Linked DNA regions of Homo sapiens: region 2 is linked to region 1. A link is an interaction called in ENCODE POLR2A ChIA-PET data of the cell type or tissue named here. Cell type or tissue: MCF 10A. All regions are shown on one strand. Each heading gives the region's core, and the rest is flanking DNA. Links, peaks and the distances in the headings are about the cores only.

Region 1 (8,015 bases), core at 2,695-5,194:
ATCTAAAAGGTTTCATCAAAGTTGTTCTTTACGAAAGAGTATTTTTTTATATCTTTGTATAATTGAACTTTTTTTTAAAAAAAACTTTTTTTTTTCAGCCATGAAATTACATTCTTTCTTAGCCTTAAAGACTTTGACATTCTCCTTTGGGAGGCCGAGGTGGGCAGATCACGAGGTCAGGAGATCGAGACCATCCTGGCTAACACAGTGAAACCCCGTCTCTACTGAAAAATACAAAAAATTAGCTGGGTGTGGTGGCGGGCACCTGTAGTCATAGCTACTTGGGAGGCTGAGGCAGGAGAATGGCATGAACCCGGGAGGCAGATGTTGCACTGAGCCGAGATCGCGCCACTGCACTCCAGCCTGGGCGACAGAGTGAGACTCCCTCTCAAAAAAAAAAGAAGATTTTGACATTCTCTGTTCAAGAAACTTTTACAGTGAGAGTAATTTAGTGTATCTCAGACAATGTTGGAGTGATCGATGGTTGGGTTTCCTTGTTCCAAGGTAGAATATCAAATGTTCAGTTGACTTGTTGATGGATCAGTTTGACCTCGCTTTAAGGATATGTCTGAAAAACTGAAATAATGAGGTCAACATTTTCCAGGTTTTTTTTTGTCATTCTATGATCGACTAAGTCTGCTTTGGTTTTCAGTTACTAATCAGTGTTCCACTAATGCCTATTTAGAAACTTTATTTTGAAATAATTATAGATTGACAAGAAGTTGTAACAGAGGGCCTGTGTTGTATAATTGAAGTTTAACAGTGATACGCTCCTTTCTTTCTAGAAAGGCTTTCAATTTATGGAAAAATTAGCAAAGGTAAAAGATGCTCGGCGTTGGACCTTTGAAACTTCTTTCGGAATTAGTATTTTGAATGACTCCATACAACTAGAATAATGGCTGAAATTTCTATGGTGCTGGTCAGGACTGTGACTGTGGCCCGAGCATGAGATGATTTTCCTGGAAACCAAAAGTACTACTAGAAGGAGAAGAATGCTGTGGAGCTCTCTGGGGGTTGGAGCTTATGCCTCTGGAGACTTTGAGTTTTCTGTGGGTGTAAGTTTTGCAAATGGTCCTGGTAGCCCTGAAGCTAGAGTTGTCAAAGTAACAGGTGGTAGCTGGGAGCCAGCTTGGCAGTGGATCAGCTACCCAAATAGCCAAAGTTGCTCAATCTACATGAGGTCCTGTAGACCAAACTGGGGGTGGGGAGGATTAGCCCCATACAAATAGTTGATCCTTTTTTTTTTTTTTTTAAACAGTCATTTGAAATATTTTCTGTAAAAGGCCTAAGCTTTAGGCATTTAGGATGATTGTAAATGCACTGCTTTGTATTCTTTTTCACATATATTTGATTTATTAATATAAAATTGCCATTTTTGTACATAAAAATGGTCAAATATTGGCAGTTTCATATGGTACAACCTACTGTTTTCTGCTGTCACATTGGAAATTCTCACCAACGTGGGATACCATGTTTCAAAGAAACGTTGGCTTAGCCTCTTCATTTATGGAAGAAATATAGCACTTATGGTGTTCTAAGTAGATTAACTAACTTAATCTTTTTACAAGCAAATGAGGTAGGTAGGTCCTAGTGTTTTCCTGCTTTTTAGGATCACAGAGCTAGTAAGTGGTGGAGCTGGGCTTACACCCTGGCTACTGGTCACAGGGCTGTGCTGTTTCTCAGCTCTTGTGTTTGGCCTCACCTCTCCAGTCATACTTGTGAAAGTCCTGGGTGTCTAGACAGGTGATGGGTGAGTGACATAAGGTACCTCTCTTTGTCTTCATGGGAGAAATAACTGGATTTCCCCAAGAATGAATTAATTCTTCCACAATACAAGAGTCTTAGAGGTTTAACAAGGATACTTCTTTCAAGGTGCCCACCAATTCCTACCTTGCATTGGAGGGTGCACTGTGTCAAATTTGTATTTTTATCTTAAATACCAAATACTCTTAGAGTCCATCCATGGGCCTGTGGAGTTGAGGGTAAATGTAGAGGCTTATTTGGCCTAATAATGAAAGTATGGATAGTTATTGCCATGGAGGAGGAGGGTGAATGTTTTGTAGAGTCCATTCCAACCTTGAAATCCTGATTCTCTGATAAACTTCCACCTCTCCTCTGTTGCTTAATCTTTGATCTTGAGCCTGGAAGGAGAGGAGGCAACTCAGTCAATGAAGGAGTTTTATTTAGTAATTGCACATTGGCCTCTTCCTGCCGGATCCCATATTGACACTGGAGTAAGGCTAGAGGCTGGGAGACAAGGCCCCATGGGAGCTTTGTGAAATGGGGAGGGGCAAGGGTGTGTCCCTGGACCGTCTGTTTGTGGGGCAGCTGTCCTAGGTGTTGAGACACACACCGGTCTGTTCTAAGATGTTCCTACTGGATCCTGTCAGTTCGCCCTCCAGCATTCCTGGATTTATTGTGCACCATTTATGGCTCCACAGTCCACTAGATGAAATTGTAAAGACTCAATATGGTGGCTCTCCAGGGACTTTCCCTTTTCTTCTCCCTTAGCATCAGAGATGACCCGTCAGCGTTGCAAGCAGTTCTGTGGTAGCACATCAAGTATTCTGTCACAGCAGGAAAGGCTGGATAAACATCAAGGGACTGCCAAGACCAGACTTCTCATTCAGTCTGAGTAGGAGGAAAGAGGACAGGTTGTTGGAGAGTTGGTTTAAAGATGAATTATGGGCTGGGTGCGGTGGCTCACGCCTGTAATCTCAGCACTTTGGGAGGCCGAGGCAGGCAGATCACGAGGTCAGGAGAGTTCGAGACCAGCCTGACCAACATGGCGAAACCCCATCTCTACTAAAAAATACAAAAATTAGCTGGGCGTGGTGGCACACGCCTGTAATCCCAGCTACTCAGGAGGCTGAGGCAGGAGAATCGCTTGAACCCGGGAGGCGGAGGTTGCAGTGAGCCCTGATCACGCCATTGCACTCTAGCCTGGGCAACAAGAGTGAAACTCTGTCTCAAACAAACAAAAAAAAGAGTTATGACTGGTCTTTCTCATTTCATCTGCTGATGGGTAGAGGAGGGAAAGGGTCAGAAATATTTCTTTTAATACCCTCTCAGTATGAATGAATGATTTTGACCTAGTTTAGGTTTTGGTCTGGTGGATGTGAGATTGGAATATAATTTGTTTGGCAGGGTCATCCCCAAGGATGTCTGATGCATCTGCGTTCTTGTTCCCATGGCTAGAATGGAATCAAGGGAGAAGCTTCCTCATTCCTATTTCAGAGGGAGCAGGGAGAGTAGTGGTGCATATCCCCACAGCCAGAAATAGATTGGTCCTCAAGTAAATTGGTTTGATAAGTTGATTATGAATCTTCCTGAAAACTGCTGTGGCCTTAGGAACTCTGGAGGGTCCTACTAGTGGACCCTCATCATTCATCTGATGAGCACTTACTATGTTCTAGGCACTGACTGTGAGAAATACAAATGAGTAAAATATAATCATAGCCCCCAGGATAGTCTGGTGGGTGACATTTACAATACAATGTAAGCTAAGGTTGTAATTAATGTGTTTAACAAAGTACTGTGGCAGCACAGAGAAGAGAGTGACTACGTTTGGAGTCCACAGGACTTCACCGGAAAGATGAGGCATCTGACCTGGACTTTGAGAGGATGAACCAGAACTCTGTAGGTCCAGTAGATGGAAGGTTTTCAAAGAATGCAGGCAGACAGAGCCTTGGGAACAGTCAAGGTTGAGGGGGCACTCTTGTGGGTCCACAACCCGAGCTTCTCGCCCCTCTCATTTCGTAATGGCTGCCAAGCTCTTCCTTCACTGTTGTTTTTCTTTACTGCTCTGTGGATTCATCCTGATGAGTCACGACAACCTCTGCTTGCAGTGATGCCACGTCTCCCAGTTAGGAAACGACCCTGCTCTTCACTGCCTGGTTCCTTGGTGTGGCTGCCTCCAGCCTTCAGTCTCCCCTTCTCAGAGCTGTGACAAGAGGTTCTTACAGCCTTAAAAATAAAAAGCAGCTTCATATGTTTTGCCTTTGTGTTATTTATTGCATCATTTGTTGAGCAAGTTTCCCAGGACTGGAGCCGGAGGTCATTTGAGAGATGTCTCCTGGGATTCCACTGAAACTCTTTTCCACTGATCCCAATTGGTGACCAGGAACAGGAGTTGCTTTTGGTCCTTTACATCTCTCCATGTTTTCCAGCTTCCTAAGATACCCTGTCCCCTCCTGCATTTTGGTCAGCACTTATCTTTCCTTCTGCTTTGTGCTTCTAGTGGTTCTGGGTCACTTTCTGTCAGCTCCCAAATTCCAGAGGTGGACCTGGGTTAGGCCATTGGCTGTATGTCTTTTAGTGTGTATTGCTTGAGAATGCTCATATTTATGTAGTATATTCCGTAGTGCCTGAAAATTCTAAGGACCACAGCGATTTTGAATGATTCAAAGTTAGTCACTTCAGTATGAAACAGTGTGAATTTAAAGGCAAACCCAGGATTCTTTGAAAGCAAAAACTTTCTTTAGAGCAGCGGCGTGCTTGGTGAGGCAAATAGATTGCATTTTGTGGTGCCAGAAATAGACAGTTCCCTTTTTATACGCTACATCTTTGTCATGTAGTCAGAGACATGCAGATCCTTTGAAGTGAATTCTGGCACCACAATTTTGTAGAGACAGTCAGTGTAGTACAGCATGAGAAGGGCATACGATGTGTCATTTGAATAACTTCTGTTGAAGAGCAGGCGTCAGCCCATGGCAGAGATTGCTGAGGGGATGGTGCAGACGAGAGGCAGGTAGTATTGGGGCATTGTGAAAACATGCGTGAAAGGCCTTTTGGAATCCTGCTTTTTGGCAGTGTTGTGCAAGTCCCTCAGAAATTTTGTCACTTCCCTTGGAAACATGTACAACAGGGATACGTCACTTAGGCAGAGACTACTCAAGGGCTGAAAAATGCTACACTCATGAATAGTTTCGCTGAGCTGGAGATTGGTCACATCTGATGTCTGGATGGTGGCCATTGTTGTTAAAAATAGCTTAGAAGTTCAAAACGGGGGTAGGAGCCTTGTGTTCTTTTTTCTTCCCTGGAAAGGGAAGTGTTTTTGAGCTGTGGAACTTCGAGTAAAACCTAACTTCTTTGTACCTTGTTTTGCTCATCTGTAAATGGGGATAACAGTGGTACCCACCTTATGGGATGTTCAGGATTCAATGAATATAAAACATTTGGCATGATGCCTGGCACGTATAGCTACCACTGGTGTAGTGTTTAATTATATTTATTATTTTTTCTCATTGTTACTGTTCTTTTCTATTTGAGATTTCTCGGAGGTTCTGTACTTGTTTTAAAAGTATAATTCTTTCCATGGCTTTACTTCCCGTTAGCAGTGGCTTAATTCTAACTGGGAGAAAAAACCTTTGATTTGTGGTAATTTTCTTAATTCCCTTGTCTTACCTTTGGGATGGTGGAGTTGGGAGGGCAGTGCAGAGTCAGATGTCAGTGGGGAACAGAGATTGTGGGCAGTCCCAGGCAGAGGCAGGTGCCAGCTGGGACTGTCTAGTGCCCTCTCAATTATTTGATGGTGGAATGGATGATTATTGCAGTTTGTCAATAAAAAAAAACAAACCATAGCGTTAGTGTTAGGAGTAGCTGAGTGAAAGTATATGGGAATTCTGTGTACTATCTTTGCAGGTCTTGAGTAAATCTAAAATTATTTCAAAATGAAAATTAAAGCCCCAGCAACAAAGCAGGATGTAGCACCATGCTGACACTAGTAAATGCTTAATAAACGTTTGTTGGATGCAAGAGTGAGTGAGTGAGTTAGGTTTGAACCCAACCTCGACACTTATTAGCTAGATTACCTTTGGTTAATTACTGCTTTTATGAATCTCAGATTTCTTATTTATTTATTTAATTATTTTTTTGAGACAGAGTCTCGCTCTGTCGCCAGGCTGTAGTACAGTGGCGCGATCTCGGCTCACTGCAACATCCGACTCCCTGGTTCAAGCGATTCTCCTGCCTCAGCCTCCCAAGTAGCTGGGATTACAGGCATGTGCCACCACACCCAGCTAATTTTTGTAATTTTAGTAGAGACAGGGTTTCGCCATGTTGGCCAGGCTGGTCTCAATCTCCTGAACTCGTGATCCCCCCACCTCGGCCCCCCAACGTTCTGGGATTACAGGCGTGAGCAACCACACCTGGCCCAGATTTCTTATTTATAAAGTGCCATGATGTCTACCTCACAGTGTTGGTATGAGCGTTAAATGAGATGTAAAGAACCTGATCAGAGGATCCAGTTATATGGTAAGTAGTCTAAAGTGTAGGTATTATTATTGTTAAAGATATTGTGGGCACTTTGTTGATTGAATATCCCCCCCCCTCCTTTTTTAGAGCCAAAATCCATTTAAAAAATACATTTAGGTTTCTTGCAGTTTTTTGCTGTTATGAACAACACTTCCATTAATAGGATTAATAGCTGTATAGCTAGATCTCTGTGTGTGTACATTATGTATTCTTAGGATACATTTCTGAGAGTCACATGGGTTCCTATTTTTTGGCTCTTTTTATTCCCTTACCAGAGTGCCTCCCGATAGTTTGTAATTTTGTAACAATTTACCATTAAAGAACAGAGTTTTGATAGGCAGAGATGGGAGAGTAGGAGAGAGGGAGTAGCCTGTACACAAAAGGATTGCCTCCTTTACCCCAAAGGTTGAGGCCTCTGAATGCTGGTCTGAGCTCCTAGGGATGATGCCCCTGGAGCGTAGTAATTGCCTAGGATACAACCACTCAGCCTTGTGCCACCATGGTAGGACACCCACCATGCTGGGTGTCCTACTGCCATGGTTGGGGAGGGCTGAATGTTTTCACCCTGTTGCTGGGGGAGGTGGGGACTTGGATGAGTGACACCCGGCGTGGACAGCTACCACCTGCCCATGGTAGATGAAACCTTACTTTCGATGGGAATGGCCCTCCCTTCTTATGGGAGTTGTAGTCTGCATGGAGTGCGGTTGAACAAGGATGAGCAGGTAATCCAGGTGTACTTAGAATTTGCTTCCTCTGAATATTAGAACGTGAAGAGGACTTTGAGGGAATCCAGCATGGTGGTTTTGACTCTTTGAAAATCAAGGAACCCTATTTCATATCAAGTCCGATGTGGAATCTCAGTGTACTAAAGAGTTTATTTTTTTTATTATACATTAAGTTCTGGGATACATGTGCAGAACGTGCAGGTTTGTTACATAGGTATACACGTGCCATGGTGGTTTGCTGCACCCATCAACCTGTCATCTACATTAGGTATTTCTCCTAATGCCATCCCACCCCTAGTCCCCCACCCCCTGACTGGCCCTGGTGTGTGATGTTCCCCTCCCTGCATCCATGTGTTCTCATTGTTCAACTCCCACTTATGAGTGAGAACATGTGGTGTTTGGTTTTTGGTTCCTGTGTTAGTTTGCTGAGAATGATGATTTCCAGCTTCATCCATGTCCCTGCAAAAGACATGAACTCATCCTTTTTTATGGCTGCATAGTATTCCATGGTGTATATGTGCCACATTTTCTATATCCAGTCTATCATTGATGGGCATTTGGGTTGGATCCAAGTATTTGCTATGGTGAACAGTGCTGCAATAAACATATATGTGCATGTGTCTTTATAGTAGAATGATTTATAATCATTTGGGTATATACCCAGTAATGGGATTGCTGGGTCAAATGGTATTTCTAGTTCTAGATCCTTGAGGAATTGCCACACTGTCTTCCACAATGGTTGAACTAATTTATACTCCCACCAACAGCATAAAGTGTTCCTATTTCTCACATCCTTTCCAGCATCTGTTGTTTCCTGACTTTTTAATGATCGCCATTCTGACTGGCATGAGATGGTATCTCATCGTGGTTTTGATTTGCGTTTCTCTAATGAACAGTGATGATGAGCTTTTTTCCCCTATGTTTGTTGGCCACATAAATGTCTTCTTTTGAGAAATGTCTGTTCATTTCCTTTGCCCGCTGTTTGATGGGGTTGTTTTTTCCTTATAAATTTGTTTAAGTTTTTTGTAGATTCTG
Region 2 (7,566 bases), core at 5,067-7,566, 500 kb before region 1:
TCACCAAAAGCTCCACAGAAAAACAAGTATTGGCTGATCCTGGTAGTGAGTTTCGCACAGATCCACTCATTATCTTCACGTTATAAAGACTTTAAGAAGGAAGATAAAATTACAGCCAGCACCCAGTGATGTCTTACACCATAGTGGATACGTGAACAAGATGTGTCATTTGGGGTTCGAAGGACAGAAGGAAGAATGATACTTACCAGCAACTTTGCCCCACATGCAGTATATTAACCTCTCTAAGCAAGTGACATTCCTTTTACCAAAAAACAAACTAACAAACCTACCTTAATTCATAGTTGACCTTTATTTATTTATTATTGACTTTGTCCAAATATACATTGAACACAGCCAGGAGCAGCATTTACAATCTGTGCAGCTTGGCAAAGGGCTTTTTGACTTGTGCTGCCCGTAAGAAGAATTAATTTAAACTCAGTTTTCAGCCATAGATAAGGTAAACTGTACCTTGGATGTACCCAAGATGGTACCAATTTACACCTATTGTCCCAACATAATGGATAACACCTACTTCTGCTCTCAAAAGTGTCCCAATTAGGATGGCAATCCATAGCCTACACATCTAGCTTGCAGCCCATTTAGATTGGCATCTGTAGAGTACAAAGTCGCTGCCCTTGAAGTCAAAAAACTTGGGTCTGAGTAACAGTCAGGTTATTTGTCATCTAAGGCAAGCCCCTTAACCTTGAAGAGCCTCGAGATTTTCCAGTGATGCTGCTGCTTTTTCATTGTTATATGGACCTAATTGACACAGTTTTGTAAACTCTTAATGACTATATGAGCACACATTATTACAACAATAAAGCAAGAGGATGTTAGCAAAAGTAAAAATTGTAATAACATAAAGAATTCAAAATATTTAATAATTTTTAACTCAGTGCCACTTTTCTCATTTAAATAAAGTTATTCATCCCTTCCTCCTTTCCTCTCCTTTGTTTTCTTCTCTTCGATATTTTTTGAGTCCCTACTACTTTGCTGTAGGAGCAAAGGGATTTCCCTCCCCACCCCACCCCCCGCCCGCCTCCACCCTTCTGAAAGTTTGTTAATCTGAGTCTATAAAAGAAACTGACAATAGCCAGATTCATGGGAGACAAAGTATACACATTTATCACATGCACATGTGCACAGGAGCCACACAAACTACGAGACTCGAAGAATCAAAGAAGGGCCAGATAGTTGAAGCTTCAATAGCATTTTAAGCTACAGAAAGAAATAGGGTCCTAAAGGCTCCTGCAGGGAGGTAGCAACACATTATGAGAGGGTGTGGGGAGGAAAGGCATGGTGAGCAAAGGCTGTCTTGTGATGCAGATGAAGTCTCTCTGGGAGCAGCCCTCAGAAGGAAGAGATGCAGCAAAAGTTTCACTGTCCAAACTTTAAAAGTATCAGGTCTTAACACCGCATATTCTCACTCATAGGTGGGAATTGAACAATGAGATCACATGGACACAGGAAGGGGAATATCACACTCTGGGGACTGTGGTGGGGTCGGGGGAGGGGGGAGGGATAGCATTGGGAGATATACCTAATGCTAGATGACACATTAGTGGGTGCAGCGCACCAGCATGGCACATGTATACATATGTAACTAACCTGCACAATGTGCACATGTACCCTAAAACTTAGAGTATAAAAAAAAAAAAAAAAAAAAAGTATCAGGTCTTTAGTCTCCTTTTCTTATTGAGTTCCTTTTTCCTGATCCAGATAGGTGGACCTCAGAGAAAGCCTCTGTGTCTGTTCTTTACCTCACCAATGCAGATTTCCTCTACAGATGCAAATCTACCCCCAAAAGAACAGCTTTTCAGAACTATTCCTGTCTGCTACTTCTCTGAATAACCAACTGAAAATACGCCAAAGAAGTATATTTTGAGGTGACATATTTTGGTTTCCCACAGTGTCAGGCACTATTCTAGGTACTATATGAAGAAAGGATTCCAAAAGAAGACCGAGATGTGGCTCTGTCCAATATGAACTCATCCAATCATTTTTCCAGTATTCATTGAATGCTTAATACTTTATCCCTTAGTATTTAAATATAGTATATCTTTTTATATATTTAGAGCTTATATACCCAGCAAAAAATTTTTGAAATTTTTCTCCAAGTATTGCACATCTTTATAACATCAGATATAGATGTGTATATATAAAATTATATATATATATTATAATCATTTATGTAATTGTTCCTATTGAAAATTTGGAAAATTGCATTTTCAGAGACAGGGTCTTGCTATGTTGCTCAGGCAGGTCTCGAACTCCTGGGCTCAAGTGATCCTCCCACCTCAGCCTCCCAAAATGCTGGGATTATTGGCTTAAGCCACTGTGCCCAGTGCATTTTCTAATTAGTTAGTACTGGTGTTTAGGAAAGCAATTGATTTTTTTGATACTGATCTTTTATCTAGTAAGTTTTATAAGTGTAATTTTTTTCTAATAGTGTATAGATTCTCCTGGATTTTCTAAGTAAATAAGAGCATAGAATGCAAATAATAATCTGTTTATTCCTTTTCAGTCTTTCTGCCACTTACATATCTAGCACAATGTTGAAAAGTGGTAAGAGTTGGCATATCAGCCAATTGCCAGAATCAGACTGTTGCTATTAATTTTTGCATGTCTATTACTGCCTTGTAATATGAGGTCCTCAAGATAGGGGCTGGTACTTCTTCCCTCTAGGTCAGTGATTCAGGATCCTCAGGCTCCTGAGTATGGTCTCTGTGTGCAGTCTCCCTTGTATAGTAACCCTCCATAATGTGTGCTGAACTGAGTCAAATGTCACATCTGTGCCGATTTTCTAAGCTTCTGCAGGCACTGTTATTTGATCTTTGTATTCCCAGGTTGGTTTTGTTTTTGGAGGCAGGGAAGGCATTGCTTTATTTTTATTGAGGTATATCATATTTTATTGAGTGTATATATTGTAAGTATAAAACCAAATAAACTTGCACAAACTTAAAACTGCTGTGTAATCATCATTAGATCAAGAAACAAATATTCCAGCTGTTGATGAAAAGAGTCAGACTCTGTAAAATATTTAAAGAGGTTTATTCTGAGTCAAATATAAATGACCAAGGCCCAAGGTACAGTCTCAAGAGATCCTGAGAACATGTGCCCAAGGTGGTTGGGTTATAGCTTGGTTTTTATACATTTAGGGAGACAAAAGATATTAATCAATACATGTGGGATATATACTAGTTTAGTTGGAAAAGGCAGGACAAACTCAAATCAGTGGGGTGGAGTAGGGGAGGGGTCATAGGTCATAGGTGGATTCAAAGATTTTCTGATTGACAGTTGGTTGAAAGAATTAAGTTATTGTCTAAAGACCTGGAATCAATAGAAAGTCTGGTCAAGATAAGGAGTTGTGAAACCAGGGATCCTATGCAGATGAAGCCTCATAAGGCACCAACCTTTTGGGAATCACCTTTTCATTTTATTTTATTTTTTTAAAAAGGGCTTAAGTCTCATATAGCAGAGTCCTCCCAACAAATATTTCTGAGGCATTTGGGGTAACTTATTCTCCTACTCACCTCTTGGTCCATTTTACTCTGAATGCTTTCTTTACCCTGTGTCTCACGCCTCTTTGCTGTCCTCTTCTCTCTCAGCCCACATTAACCCCACTTGCAAACCATTCTCCTTTTCTTCACTCTCCTACCCCTCAGTATACCTGAACACCACAGTGAACAACAGTATGTATCACAGGCTTTGAGTGGGAATCTGGGGCAAAGGAGGGAGAAGCAATGGGAAAAGGGGAGAGGGTTTCACCACTGCTCTGCCAATATCCTTGTTATCAAAAATTCTTAGGCTGTCACCCCAGAGGGTCTCCCTGGCACTGTTTTAGCCTCAGGCTCCAGCCCTTCAGTGGCCAGGATTTCTGTCACCTTTTCCCTGGATTTCTTCTCCACTGGTGTTAGTGTATCACCCCTCCCCCACTTCCCCTTCGTCATTCTGATGCAAATCCCAAATTCTCCTCACTTTATTATCTAAAACATTTCAAATCCCTTCCCTGTCGTGGGCCATAGCTCTTAACACTCAAATGGCTTATCTAAGATTAAATAAACAAAAAAGTTTTCTTCTCGGAATTGTGCTACCAGCCATTAAAATGATAACTTTCCCCCTGCTCCACTATATGAATTAAAGGAATACAGTCCAAAGGCTAGGACTTAGAAACCACTTTCCTTTTATTGATAGCTTAAACCTAAGGAAGTGTGAGTCCTGAAAGCAAATATGCCTAAATGGCACCAAAGTCAGCTCCTAGGGTCACCACCTGTATGTTTCAGGACTCTCTCCCTTGTCCCCCATCACTCTCCCCACCCCTTCTGCTAAATCAGATGTTAACATCCTCATCTGCAGGCCCCAGGGACAGACACTCAAGTGGTTATTGCTAAGGATGTGGCACACCAAGCTCAATGCTATTAGGACATAGTTTCAGCTATTTGGGGTTTACACAGCATTCTTTGCCAACTTCATTGAAAACATGTTTTCATGAGAATTCATCTCATTCTACCTACTGCTGGCTAAATTTATCTCCACAGAGTTTAACAACATGGAATGATTAATTAGGGACCAAGCTATTTCCTGAGTGCTTTGCACATAACTGTGATTCTGTGACTCTGTGATTCACTCTCGTTGCTTCAGCCATCTGTCCCTGAACAAAATGCATTTATTTATGTTTTCTGTGATTTGTTGTTCTCCTCTTTCAAAGACATAAACATGATTGATTTGGAAAAGCAAAATTGTTTTTTCCTCTCTTTATAAAATAGTTTTAATTAAAACACAGCTAGAGCAATCCGAATAAAACATAATCAGGCCACTCCTGCTCATATCTCTAGTGGCGTCTCATCTCTAAATGAATGCCGACGCCTTACAATGACCTGCTGGGCCCCATAGGATCCATCCACCCCTACACACACATTATCTTATCTCCCTCCACTCTCCCTGAAGGCTTCATGCCAGCTCACAGGTACGCTCCAGCTCAGGGCCGCTGCACTTGCTTATCCCTCTTTTTGAACCATCTTGCCCATTGCCGCCTCCATAACTGCCTCTACTTCCTTCAAACGTCATCTTCTAGGTAAGCCTTTCTTGGGCACTGTATCTTAAACAGAAGCCACCGTCACCCGTTCACGCCCACACGCACACTCACACATATTCTACATCCCTTTCTTCCTTTTTTTGCCTTAGCATTTCCACTAACATACCATCCATTTGACTTATTTGTGAAGTTTATTTTTTGCTTCCCTACCAAAAAAAAAAAAAGTAAGCACCATGGGGGCTGGGGGTTTTGTCTGTTTTATTTACTGTTCTATCTCCAGCACCTAGAATAATATAATTATGTTGAGCACATAATAGGTGCTCAACAAATATTTCTTGAAAGAATAAGTGAAAGAGTAGACCTAAAATTAAAAAGAATCGAAAGAGTAGACCTAAAAATAGGTCCCATCGTGTTGATTCCTTCTCATTATTCAATAGCTCTATTCAGCCACCAATCGTCTCTATCCACCCTATTTAAATAGCACCACTGTAAGTCATTCTCTATGCCTTTATCCTGATTTATTTCTTCATAGCATTCACTACTGTCAATTTTCTTTTTCTTTTTTTTTTTTTTTTTTTTTTTTGAGACAGAATCTCTCTTCCTCGCCCAGGCTGGAGTGCAGTGGTGCGATCTTGGCTCACTGCAACCTCCGCCTCCGGGTTCAAGTTAGTCTCCTGCCTCAGCCTCCTGAGTAGCTAGGAGCTGGGATTACAGGCACACGCCACTGCGCCCAGCTTTTTTTTTTTTTTTTTTTTGAGATGGAGTTTCACTCTTGTTGCCCAGGCTGGAGTGCAATGGCATGATCTCGGCTCACTGCAACCTCTGCCTTCAAGTGATTCCTGGGTTCAAGTGATTCTCCTGCCTCAGCCTCCTGAGTAGCTGGGATTACAGGCATCTGCCACCACACCCAGCTAATTTTTTGTATTTTTAGTAGAGACAGGGTTTCACCAGGTTGGCCAGGCTGGTCTTGAACTCCTGACCTCAGATGATCCACCTGCCTCAGCCTTCCAAAGTGCTGGGATTACAGGCATGAGCCATTGCACCCAGCCCAAATTTCACTATTGAATTATTTTTTACTTTAAAAATTATTTGTCTTGCCCATTTGAAGGTAAGCTCCATGAGGGCAAATAATTTGTCCTGTATCTCCTCAGCTTAAAATGTTTTTATTTTTTCCTTAACATCAAAAATCATTTGACCATATATTTTTGGGTCTATTTCTGAATTATTGATTCTATTCAATTGATTTATATGGGTGTCCTTTCTCCAATATCGCATTGTCTAATGTATAACTTTGTAATAAGTTAGAAATCAGGGAATATATTAATTTCTCCTAAAAATCTTACCGGGATTTTTACTGTGATTGCTTTCAATCTATAAATCATGTTGCGGAAAATTGATGTCTCAACAATACTGAGTCCAATTCACTGGAGGGATATACATCTGAAGATCCCACAAGCAATGGGAACTCATGTCCTATTGCCCAGCAGTACCCTGAAATGGTGACAAGAACTGCATGGGGAAGTAGCTTTATGATTTTAAGTCTCATCAGAGATGGCTTTGCACCAATATTTTAACCTGGTTAAAATATCTCTCAGTCCAAATAAAGAAATCCAAACCAGAATCAGTTTCACCTAGAAAATTAAACTCTTTTAATTGCTGATACTGCCCAGAAGTACATGAGGTTTAGCAGTTCTCTAAAAGCTTTTGAGCACCTGAATAATCACTTGGGTTATCTAAAATACAATGGGGTTTGTAATCTGACTGATTTGGCTTAGAATAAAAGAGCTCATAAAAATGGACTGCTTTCAGCAGTTTCCAACCTGCATGAGGATAAATTCAGATAATGAAGAAACACAGAGTAGAAAAAAAGAAAAAAGAAAAAGAAAATTTTCCTGACATTGTCTTAATTAGTCCTCAAAGTTAACAGTAGCTACAGTTCAGCTACTGCCACTTCATGAATCTATACCCACTGTATTAGGGGCCACTTTATTTACTCTCTAGCTCAACTGTCTTTTTTTTTTTTTTTTTTTTTTTTGAGACAGAGTCTCGCTCTGTCGCCAGGTTGGAGTGCAGTGGTGCAATCTTGGCTCACTGCAACCTCCGCCTACCAGGTTCAAGCAGTTCTCCTGCCTCATCCTCCTGAGTAGCTGGGACTACACGCGTGAGCCACCACGCCCTGCTAACTGTTGTATTTTTAGTAGAGACGGGGTTTCACCATGTTGGTCAGGATGGTCTTGATCTCTTGACCTCGTAATCTGCCCACCTCGGCCTCCCAAAGTGCTGGGATTACAGGCGTGAGCCACCGTGCCCGGCTGGTCTCTTCTTTATCGTGGCCATAACCTGGCCAGTGTTCCAGCTAGCACAACTTCATTTCCTAAATCAAGCTATTTTATTTATATTATTTATTTCTCAAGCAATAAATGCCAAACCTCAGTTGGAATATTTTTTGAAAAAAAAAAAAAAAAAAAAAGGCGGCTAGGAGCCATGGCCCATACCAGTAATCCCAGCATTTTGGGAGGCTGAGACAGGCA

What was found. Peaks named below come from ENCODE experiments on the same cell type or tissue, not always from the same donor. Only the 100,000 strongest peaks of a DNase experiment are listed, where the experiment ranks them.
Region 2: POLR2A ChIA-PET joins it to region 1 with 5 read pairs; 2 of 35 experiments call an interaction of 5 or more read pairs at or near these places.

What each region holds. Positions count from the first base shown.
Region 1 is chr1:64,930,273-64,938,287 of GRCh38, reverse strand. All of the region lies in intron 1 of JAK1 (Janus kinase 1), which reads left to right. Among named protein-coding and RNA genes, the nearest start is that of JAK1, 32 kb to the left of the region's middle. RefSeq lists an enhancer at 3,688-3,982 and a silencer at 4,449-4,498. In MCF 10A, for the core only: no CTCF peak of the experiment used is centred there; DNase peaks (open chromatin) are centred at 3,847 and 4,817.
Region 2 is chr1:65,438,053-65,445,618 of GRCh38, reverse strand. All of the region lies in intron 2 of LEPR (leptin receptor), which reads right to left. Among named protein-coding and RNA genes, the nearest start is that of LEPROT, 21 kb to the right of the region's middle. RefSeq lists a silencer at 4,799-5,093. In MCF 10A, for the core only: no CTCF peak of the experiment used is centred there; no DNase peak of the experiment used is centred there.